Regions from separate parts of the Homo sapiens genome. Here region 2 is linked to region 1. A link is a contact called in ENCODE Hi-C or POLR2A ChIA-PET data. All regions are on one chromosome and are shown on one strand. The core of a region is the stretch at or near the end of the contact, and the rest is flanking DNA. Distances in the headings are between cores, read along the strand shown.

Region 1 (5,331 bases), core at 197-2,696:
GAAGAGGTAATCTCCGAGGAGCCCATGACTGGTTAGCTTTAGTTTTAATATTACAGCCAACCATTTCTTCCTCTCTTAAAAAATGTAATCTGGGTCTGTAGCTCCTGAAAACAATGTGAATATTTGTTAAGTGTTCAAAGGCCCCCCAGACCTCGCATGTGTCCCTTGTCTCACTGGGCCATGATTAAATTACCTCTTCTTTCTCAAGGCTTCAGCTTAAGCATTATCTCTAGGGCAACTTCCCTGGCTCCTTAGAGCAGTTGGCCTTCCTGGCACATGTCCTCAGAGCTGCCTATTTTTCTTCTGTCATAGCACTTCTTATTTTATTCTTAATGTTCACTTAATTTTGTCTTCTCTGCTACACTGTAAACTCCATGAAAACAAATACTACGTCTAATTTGCTTTTAAGAGCAGTGTTTTGTGCAGATTAAGGCACCTGATAAATATACATATTGCAGGACTGACTGAAAGTCATTAACCAGGCTTGCACTATGCCCAAGGCCCTTGGAGCCTAGGTGGGCATCACTACATTCACCTCAGACATGAAGACATGAAAATTCAGAGAGCTGGCACAATTTTCTCTGGGTTCGCAATGAGAGGTATTTCTGGTAGTTTCAAACCCAACCCTATACACTGCCCAAGTATATGCTCCTTTTGCTATAACATGCTTCTTTCAACATTTTCCTAAGCTCCAGATAGTTTTGGGAGGCAGGATATAGGATGCCCCTGGTTTCCCATTCCCTGTGGTCTTGTTGAAAACACTGCCCAGAGAAGTCTTCTTGCCCACTCTCAACTAAAATTATGTCAACAGGCGGTAGACTGAAGGCGGCACTCTCATCCTCTGGCTAACTCATAACTTTCTCTGATTGTTGCAGTGGACAACCAGAGAAAACTTTCTGGGTTCTGACTTGGGGTGGTAGCTTTACAGTTAGAATTTAAGACTGGGGCCTCATTTTGAAATGCTCTGGGATGCACTAGGACCACAGATTGCCAGCAACGCCACTATCCTGGAATATGTTAGAGTTTCAGAGTCCCAGGAGAAAAGTAAACCTGTCGCAGCCTACCTCACAGCCTCAAAGACATACCTAACCAGAGCAGTCTTCTACTTAGTTCAAATGAAGCTCTGTGGCCCCAGGGAGTCCAGGTCTGGTCCAGCACCTGTTTGGTATGGCCTGCAAGATAAGAATGGTTTTTACTGTTTTAGAATAATTGGAAAAATGTCAAAGGAAGTATAATATTTCATGACACAGGAGAGCTATACGAAATCCAAACTTCTGTGTTCATGAATAAGGTTTATTGGTACATAGCCACACTCATTTACTTACATATTTTCAGTGGTCAGTTTTGCACTAAACACTAGAGTTGAGTGGCTGCAACAGAGAATACCTACCCTGTAAAGCTTAAAATATTTACTGTGTTGAGCTTTAGAGAAAATGTTTGCCAATTCATACTGTAGTTGAACATTATAAAGAAGAAATTCATGCCGTTAATCAGATGGCGAGGTTGTCTCTCCCAGCAATCTTTCAATCTAAAAATCTTCAACTACTAAAAGTTAATAATCTGTGAAACTTTTTCATTGGTTCCAAAAATAGCAGCAACTACAAGTGCAAATTTCCACATCTCTCCAACCTTTAAAACCAGAGTTGGCCAAGCCAGAGTTTTTCTCATCTTGTGGGCTGGGGTCACATGTTCTGTTACCACGTCAGAGGATGTTACCATCACCGTGTCTGTGATCAGAACTTAGGCATAAGCTACTTCCACTCTCCAACATGCAAAACTACTCTTCCAAGTTGTGGGTAAAAGGAAGTGTTTGAAGACTAGGGTGCCAGCCAGTATGAACTGAGAGATGGGAAGAGTGATGCAAGCTGAGATTGAAGAGACACGTGTGATTCTGATCACGCTGAATCTTATGACCCATGTAAGAGTTTGCATTTTACACTAAAAACAATGTAGCAGTATTAAACTGCTTTAAGCAGGGAAGTGTTATAATATGGTCCTTATTTAATATATTTAGTTGGGCTGCTCGTGGAGGATATGTCAGAGAAGGATAGAATAAGGAGCCTAGTTGGAGGCATTGCAACAAACCAAATAAAAGATGCTAAGGTCTGATGTTAGAATGATGTTAGTGAAGAGTTAAGTGGGCTGATTTAAGATGCATTTTGGAGGACTATTGAAAGAACTTGGGAAAGGAGATGAATAATAGTGTTATTTACTGGGATGTAGAAGTTTGGAGGAAAGAGAATTGATAGAAAAATTCAGGAGCTCTATTTTCAGTATATAATGTTTGAAGGTCCTATTAGATCTCAAAATGGTATATTAAGTAAATAGTTTGAACTGGAAATAAACCAAGAGGAAACTGGAAAATAAACATGGTAAACTGTCTCTCTAGTTGCCATAGCAGGAGCTACTTACATCAAGAACCAAAAAGATTGGGCTTAAATGGCCTCACAGGGACAGGAGTTCAGGTATGTCATGTGATGCAAGGCTAATTGCTGAGTTGGAGATTTTATATGGAATTCGGACTTTTGAAATACCGTCAGTGAAAGAGTGAGTAGAAAATTTTACCTTTGCACAGTCAGATGACAAATGAATTTGTCTATCTCAGCCTGAGTTCTGGGTACAAAGGAAGAGTTATACCTGAGAATTTGTAACCACAGGCCTATCTTCATGTAGTTTGTGGTTTGAATACATATTGCCTACTTGATTTAGTAAACCATAAACCCATAAGCCCAATTAATATTTAAACATAGTTTATGGAGCCCGATCCAGAAATAGTGTAATATCTGTCATCAGACTAATCCTCTCGAACATAACAATTATAAACTCTGAATGAAATACTTTTTAAAGCACAGCTATTAGAAGTCACTGAAGAATAAGCAAAATCAGGAGGAAACTGATTGAACCTGGAGGAAATTTGACCCTGGAAAGAAAAAAAAATTCACTGAGAGCTACATTCACACCATTTTTCTCCTAAAAACAATCCCTAGTCCACATATTGCGGTGATAGCTAGAATTCAAGCAGAAAAAACAGTACTGTTTTATTAGGATAAGATGTGAAAATATGGAGTTCAGGGTTGTCAAAGAGACTGGAAATGGAGGAAAAAAATCTTGAAAGGAGGGAGATACAGAGGAAAGAGCACACAAATCAAATATCTACTACCCTCATATGCTTGGCTTGCCCATGAGCTGTGCAAGAGAATACCAGGAGGATGGAAGAACGCAAAAACATTAAGGCTGAAAAATCTAAGCAGAGTTTTAACTGAGTAAAAACAGAGTTGGATGTTTGAATCTTGTCAAGTTAAAAGAACTTGGCCTTTCCATGGAAATCCAAGAGAGACCATAACTTAGGAAAAACTGTTATGTCCCAACAATAAAGATGAGTTCTAAGATGAAAAGAAAACCTGGACATTTGGTATGATAACAAACATGTAGCCTCCACATGTGCAGGGTGATGAGTAAGTAATTAAATTACATTCAAGAACAAAAGTAAACACTCTTCAGAATAGAATAACAAAGTCAAGAATCTCTCTGTAGTGTCAACCACAATGCCCAGTATACAACATAAAATTACTGCACATGGGAAAAGTTAAGTAAAAGATGACAGAATCAAGAGGAAAAGCAGTCACTAGGCACAGACTATAAAACCTCCCCAATGTTAGAATTAATAGATAACAAATTTTAAAAAATTTAAAGCAAAAAAGTTTTAAAGCAAAAAATTTAAAATACAAATTGTAAAATCAATGTGAACTTACAGTAAAAGATAGTCACAGCAAGTGAGTAGGTATGGTATCCTGGTAAAGAAATGGAAAATATACAAAAAGCCAAATGAAAATAAAATGAAAAAAGTGATTTAAATTGAAAATGAGATGAATTGGACTTAATAGCAAATTAGAGAAGGCAAAAAAAATTCAGTCAATTTGAAGAATTATCAACAGAAATCATCTGATTTGAAGAGAAAAAAAGGATTTAAAAACACAGACTCAGTGACTTGTGGGGCAATTTCGGACAATATGGAATATTCTAACATGTGTAATTGAACTTCCCAAAGGCAGAGAGGGAGATAATGGAGAATAAAATTAATTGAAGAAATAATAGTCCCCAACTTACCAAGTTGTGTAACCCCCCATTACTTCATAGATTCAGGAAACACATAGAACTCCAAACTTGATAAGTGAAGAAGCAAACAAACTAACCACACCACATCTCCACATAACATGGCCAAAATGCTAAACCCAAAATTAAAAAAATCTTGAAAGTAAACATACCATATAGTGAACAAGATACTGAGTGTCTCTGAAAGGAAAAGAAAATCAAAAATCTAAAAGAAACCCTCAAAAATCTATATCCAACAAACTTCTTCAGTAAGAAGATGAAATGAGTTTTCAGATAAATGAAAGGTGAGAGAATGAATCACCATCAGACTTCAACTTAAAGAGATGGTAAAAGAAGTTCTTCAGGTTGTAGGAAAATGATGCCAGACAGAAATCTGGTTATACAAGAAGGAATAAAGAGCAGCTGCACGACAAATATTTGGACAAATATGTATTAGAACAAATATGTGAAAATGTTCTAAATTGATTGTGGTGATGGTTTTGCGACTCTGAATACACTAAAAATTCTTAAATGTATGCTTTAAATGGGGAAATAGTATGGTGCATAAATTATATCTCAATAAAACTGTTTTCTAAAATTAACTTCAACTTTTATTGTATTTCAGGAGGTACATGTGCAGGTTGATACCTGGGTATATTGTATGATGCTGAGGTTTGGGGTATGGTGGATTCCATAACCCAGATACTGAGCATAGCACCCAATAGTTAGTTTTTCAGCCCTTGCCTTCTTCTCTCCTTCCTGCTTCTAGTAGTCCTCAGTGTCTACTATTGCCATCTTTATGTCCATGAATACTCATTGCTTAGTTCCCACTTATAAGTGAGACATGTGGTATTTGTTTTTCTGTTCTTGTGTTAATTCACGTAGGATAATGGCCTCCAGCTGCATCCAAGTTGCTGCAAAGAACATGATGTTGTTCTTTTTTATGGCTGCATAGTATTCCATGGTGTGTATGTACCACATGTTATTTATCCAATCCACTGTTGATGGGCACTTAGGTTTATTTCATGTCTTTGCTTTTGACTAGTGCTGTGATGAACATACAAGTACATGTGTCTTTTTGGTAAAATGATTTATTTTCCTTTGCGTATATACCCAGTAATGGGATTGCTGAGTCAAATGGTAGTTCCGTTTTAAGTTCTTTGACAAATCTCCAAACTACTTTCCAGAGTGGCTGGCCTAATTTACATTCTCACCAACAGTGTATAAACATTTCCTTTT
Region 2 (4,971 bases), core at 604-3,103, 46 kb before region 1:
ATATATGATACCCAATTGGTTTAAGAACCTCAGATTTCAGGAGGCAGCTCAGTTATCTCCCTGTAATAACAGCCAATTCCACAAACCAGTTGTTTGATATGTGGGGCTTGCAGGCCCCCTGGTTTGGGGATGGAAACAAAAACACCAAATTGGAGTTGGCCTGAAACACAGCTACCCCTGAACACTCAGCTGTCTCTGGTCACACGGGCTTGGCTTTGGAGACTGGGTTATAGCCTAGAGAGGACACGAGTCAAGTCCTTGATGCTACACGATGGAAGGACATAAGGGCCTGGTCGTGGCAGGTCCATGGGACTCTAAAAATGAAGAGCAACATCATGGAAAATATTGTGACTTAAGAGAGCATCTAAGAGGCAAAAAAAAGTGATTTTTTTCCCAAAGCAATGTAGACGAGGTGTTACTTAGGAAGGTGTTAAATTGAAGTAACACTTGGCCCATTTGAAAAATCACAGGAATACCAATACAAAATGGGAAGGGACTGAAGAATTTGCTTCCTGATGAGGCAACATTAACTTTGGAATTAGGTACATCTGGCTGCACTAATAGTGGTTTTCCAACTCACTGGCAGTGTTTATCAAAATGCAGATTCCTAGGTTCTTGCCCAGATCTAGTGAATCATGATCTCTTGAGGAGGTTCCCAGGTATCCTAATCTTTAGTGAGCTCTCCAGGTGATTTTAAAACACAGCTAAAGCTTTTAAGAGCTTACGATGTGCCAGGCACTGTTTCGACTGCTTGCTATGCATGATCTCACTTAGAATGTAAAATGATGGTACGAGCTCAGTATTATCATCTGTGTTTCATAGCCAAGGAAGCCAAGGCTTAGAGTAGCCATTGGACTTGCCTGCAGTCACACAGTGGATGATGGAGCAGGGATGTAAACACATGCAGCATGTCTTTAGAGTCCACACTCCTAAGCACCATGGTGCCTGCTCAGCTTTTTATGCTCTTTGTACTCTGGGAACCACTAAACAAATTAATTAACTTCTCTGGCTGTCAATTTCCTCATTGGTAAAACGGATACAAACAAATTTAAAAGTGTAAAGCCTGTAATGGTAAATCTTGATAATGAAGAGAAGTCCAGCAGCTCTACTTTCTTAGGCTATGAAGAACATCTTTGTGATGCAATGTTCTATATTTGTGGTTTGCATTTATGGACAAACTTCAAATATGGGAATGATAGTAATAATGAAGAATTTTTTTTAGTATAGTATGCTTTCTTAGATGTCCCCTGTGCTGAGCAATTTCACTGTGGCTAAATCTGGATCCCTTCTAATCTTTGAAAATTTCCGTTTTCTTTATTTGATTTTTCTACGTTTAAAAACTTTTAGCCTGATAAAGAAAAGATGCCCTCTTCTTGGGGTCAAATATTTAAAGGCCAACCAGTTTAAACACAACTATCTGTATAAGCAATAGTAAATACACCATCCCTTTGTCTATAGTGAAGAACTTTTGACCGGTGACCTGCTCACCTTTAGAAAATACATGAAAGCCTCCAGGCCTCTATTTTTTGCCCTGGCAAAGATAACTTGCCAGGAATCTTTACAGAGGATAAAGAGAATCACTTGTTTTTAAAATTAAAATCTTTTTTTTTTAAGGTGACAAATCTATCCTTTCAAATTTAAGAGCAGGAACTTAATTCAACAGTACACTTACAAATTTACTGCCTGTTGCTAAGGCTAAATTTGACAAGGTGATCTTTTATTAGTCATTCGGCCAGAAAAAAAAAAAATGGAATCTCCGTCAAGACTTTGCTCTTTCCAGCCGCACAGGGTGACTCATGTGAGGTTGAAAGCAAGTAGCTTTGGGCAGGACTGCCCTGGGGCACAGCTGTGACCTCTAGTTTTGGTGAGTCACAAAAATAGCTGTAGCTTACTTCCACTTGTCCATTCTCATGAGGCATTTAAACAATGTGAATTGATGAACCACAAACTGATTTTTGTTAAGGGTTTCAGTACCTTTCCTAGAAAAACGTTTCTAGCATGACCTGTAAGTAGGCAGAGTAAGTCGCCCTCTCATCTATCTCTAGGAGGCAAGTTGTCTCTTCTAGAAGACAAATAATGAGTGAAATTGCTGAAGTCAGGCTGGTTGAGGACAGGGCAGGGGAGGAGAGGGAATCTACTTGACTGATAACTCAAGAATATACTATCCCTCCTGAATAATCCAGCCTGTTGCAAAAGTTTGCATAAAAAGGGTGAAATCATTGACTGATATTAGTGAATATTTATCAAGTGCCTGCTATATGCCAGGTCCTGGCTACACACCGTGATTTGTACAGAAAACAATGAAACCTGAAGTGGTTCCTAAGCCCAAAGATGTGGAGCCTCGGAACATGCAGTCACATACACACAGAGGAAGTGCGGAAGCCCAGCAGTGGCCAGCGCTTCCAGGAGAGGCCGAGAGCCGGGAAGCGTGGTGAGGGGCTGAGCTAGACGGGACACTCAGGAAAGCCTTTCTGGAGGGGTCATGTTTCAGCTGAGATCTGAAGGAGAAATAGGGTTGAACTTGCCGAAGGATGAGGAGTACCTTCTGAGTAGAGGGAAAATGTCTTCAAGGCCTGGTGGAGGTGGCAGAGGTGGGGAAAGGAATGGTTTGTCTGATGAGCTGAAAGCACTGGGTGTCGCCGGTGCTTGGGCATCCTGGGGTGGGGGGAGTAGGGTGCAGATGGAGTGAATGACTTAGGCAGGAGAAGACCACGAAGAGCCTATGGGCTTTATACCTGGAGTTGGGGTAAGCTGCGGAAGGATTTTAGGCAAAGGGTGGTAAAATCAGGTTTGCATTTTGTAAAGAACTTTCTGTTCACCATGTGGAGAACAAACGCAGATGGACAGGCCAGATGTATGGAGACAAATCAAGAGGTTGCGGCATGGGCAGGCATGGTTTCTAGGATGAGGGTGGTGGTGAGGATGGAGACAGAGAAACCTAGGAAGGAAAATCTCCCTTGACTGGGAGAGAGACAATTTACACACAGTGAGAGAGAGAAAGACTGGATTGACTGCCAGCGTTGAAGCATCTCCAAATGGTGGATGCTGGTTTTACTCAGAGAGGAACCACTGGAAGCAGACTAAGGTTGTTATTGTGGGAAATGTTACGAATTCAGAAGCATATAGTGTTGAAGTGTGTCTTTCTGATATCCCAATAGAGACAGCTAGAAAGACATCCATCTAGCTATATAGCTCTGGATCTCAGAAGAGTAATCAAGATTGGACAAAGGAATTTGGGAGTCTCTGTATGGCCATGGGTATTGATAGAGTGTGAAAGGAATGAACTATAAATGAACTTTGAGAAATTACAACATTTAATGACTGGGTGGAGGAGGATGAGCCAGCAAGGAAGATTGAGAGGGACATGCAGGAGGAAAACCAAGAGAATATAGTTTCCTGGAAACCAAAGGAAGGTGGTATTTCAAGGAGAGAGAATAATAGTCAATGGTGCCAAAAGCTACAGATGGTCCAGTAAGATGAGGAGGGAAGAAATTCCACTGGATTTAGCAACACAGAGATTCTCAGTAACTTCAGGAAGATTAACTTCAGAAATTAATGTGAAATCCAAGGGCAGGGGCACGTTTTACCCAATGCAGACTATAACAATATTTTTAGGGCACTAATCATAAAGTTTAAAGCACAGATACATACTGACCTCTGGCTGACTGATTTCAGAGATATGCCATATGGATATTTCTGGAAAGATTTGTAGCTTTCTGGACAAACAATGGGGTGGGGAAGAAACGTAGCAAGTTTACGTGTGGGCGAAAAGAAAAGCAGTCAGAAGCCCTGAGTGTTAGTCTTTGCAGCCAAAATTCAAAAGCAGGCCAGGTGATCAGAGGTGCAGCTCTTGCATCTCTAAAGCTGCAGGGCTAGGATATAATTGCCAGAATCTATGAAAGTGTGAGTGCTGTGGGTTTTGCCCATGAAGGCAGAAAGGTGCAAGTGAGGGTCTTGTCCATTCTATTGCCAGCCATATTAGTCTGTTCTCATGCTGCTAATAAAGATGTACCCAAGATCAGGTAATTTATAAAGGAAAGAGGTTTAATGGACTCAGAGTTCCACATGACTAGGGAGGCCTCACAGTCATGGCAGAAGTCGAGGGGAAAAGCAAAGGCACGCCTTATATGGCGGCAGGCAAGACAGCTTGTGCAGGGGACACAATTTATAAAACCATCAGATCTTGTGAGACTTATTCACTACCACAAGAATCAACTCCATGATTCAATTATCTCCCCCGGTCCCACCCTTGACTCCTGGGGATTACTAAAATTCAAGGTGAGATTTGGGTGGCGACACAGCCAAACCGTATCACCAGCTCTGCATTATACTGGGGGTAACTCTGCTTTTTTTTGTTGTTGTTGTTGTTTTGTTTTTTTGTTTGTTTTCAATTGGGAATGAGGCTGTCCTAGGTTTTTTTCCTGAGGTCATTTGCAGTTTTGAAATTGTAATAATTATGTTCATCAAGGTGAACATCTAATTTTGCATGCTCAATTAAGCTAATTTGGCATTTGCTGTCTTGTCTTCATCATTGGATGAGCTAATTTTTTGTACTTTTTTTTTTAATCACAGTATTTTGTCTCCCCACTTGCCTTTTAATCCTCTGTGCATGTGGCAGTGAGCTGTGGCTCTCCCTCACAGGATGAGGTCATGTTTGCTCCCCTGAGGCCTTCTTTGTGCAATCGTGGTCTCTGTATAACACCAAGGCCGCAATTTTCAGGAATAAACATAGATGGGAATGGATGATTCCCTGGTTTCATAAAACCTCTAAGCAACATTAGATAATACTCATTGATAGAAGTAAAACTGAATTATTCTCTGTGCCAGTAGTTTTTATGTCTCATAAGAGATTCTACTGGAGGGATCACTGGGTATTTCAAAGATGCTTGGAAACAACACGTTGATGGAATTGTCTTCAATGGAAAGTCATAAATGTTTGCTGATGATTTTTGGTGGGTCTATCAAAATCAA

What was found. A loop is a pair of places that touch in the nucleus more often than their neighbours do. ChIA-PET counts read pairs that join two places held with the same protein, here RNA polymerase II (POLR2A). Pooled maps may share reads with other maps.
Region 2: a loop to region 1 is called in a map with no recorded cell type, with 2.2 times the contacts of the local background. The contact joins the enhancer-like site here to the promoter of LINC01928 in region 1. A Hi-C loop is called at or near these places in 6 of 168 maps with a recorded cell type or tissue (Caco-2, HCT116, HepG2 and 2 more), 2 of 37 single-sample maps with no recorded cell type and 2 of 50 pooled maps. POLR2A ChIA-PET finds 5 or more read pairs at or near these places in 2 of 52 experiments (MCF 10A and WTC11).

The regions. Positions count from the first base shown.
Region 1 is chr18:11,450,593-11,455,923 of GRCh38, reverse strand. It overlaps LINC01928 (long intergenic non-protein coding RNA 1928), which reads right to left and starts at 1,446. Exons shown (of 4, transcript NR_146901.1): 1 at 1,391-1,446; 2 at 1,086-1,172. All of the region lies in intron 1 of LOC107985173 (a long non-coding RNA gene), which reads left to right.
Region 2 is chr18:11,497,478-11,502,448 of GRCh38, reverse strand. The region is part of intron 2 of LINC01255 (long intergenic non-protein coding RNA 1255); the gene reads right to left. Among named protein-coding and RNA genes, the nearest start is that of LINC01255, 11 kb to the right of the region's middle. Within about 2 kb of position 1,853, at least 2 of the 41 ENCODE cell types and tissues checked have a DNase peak (open chromatin) inside an H3K27ac peak, as active enhancers do.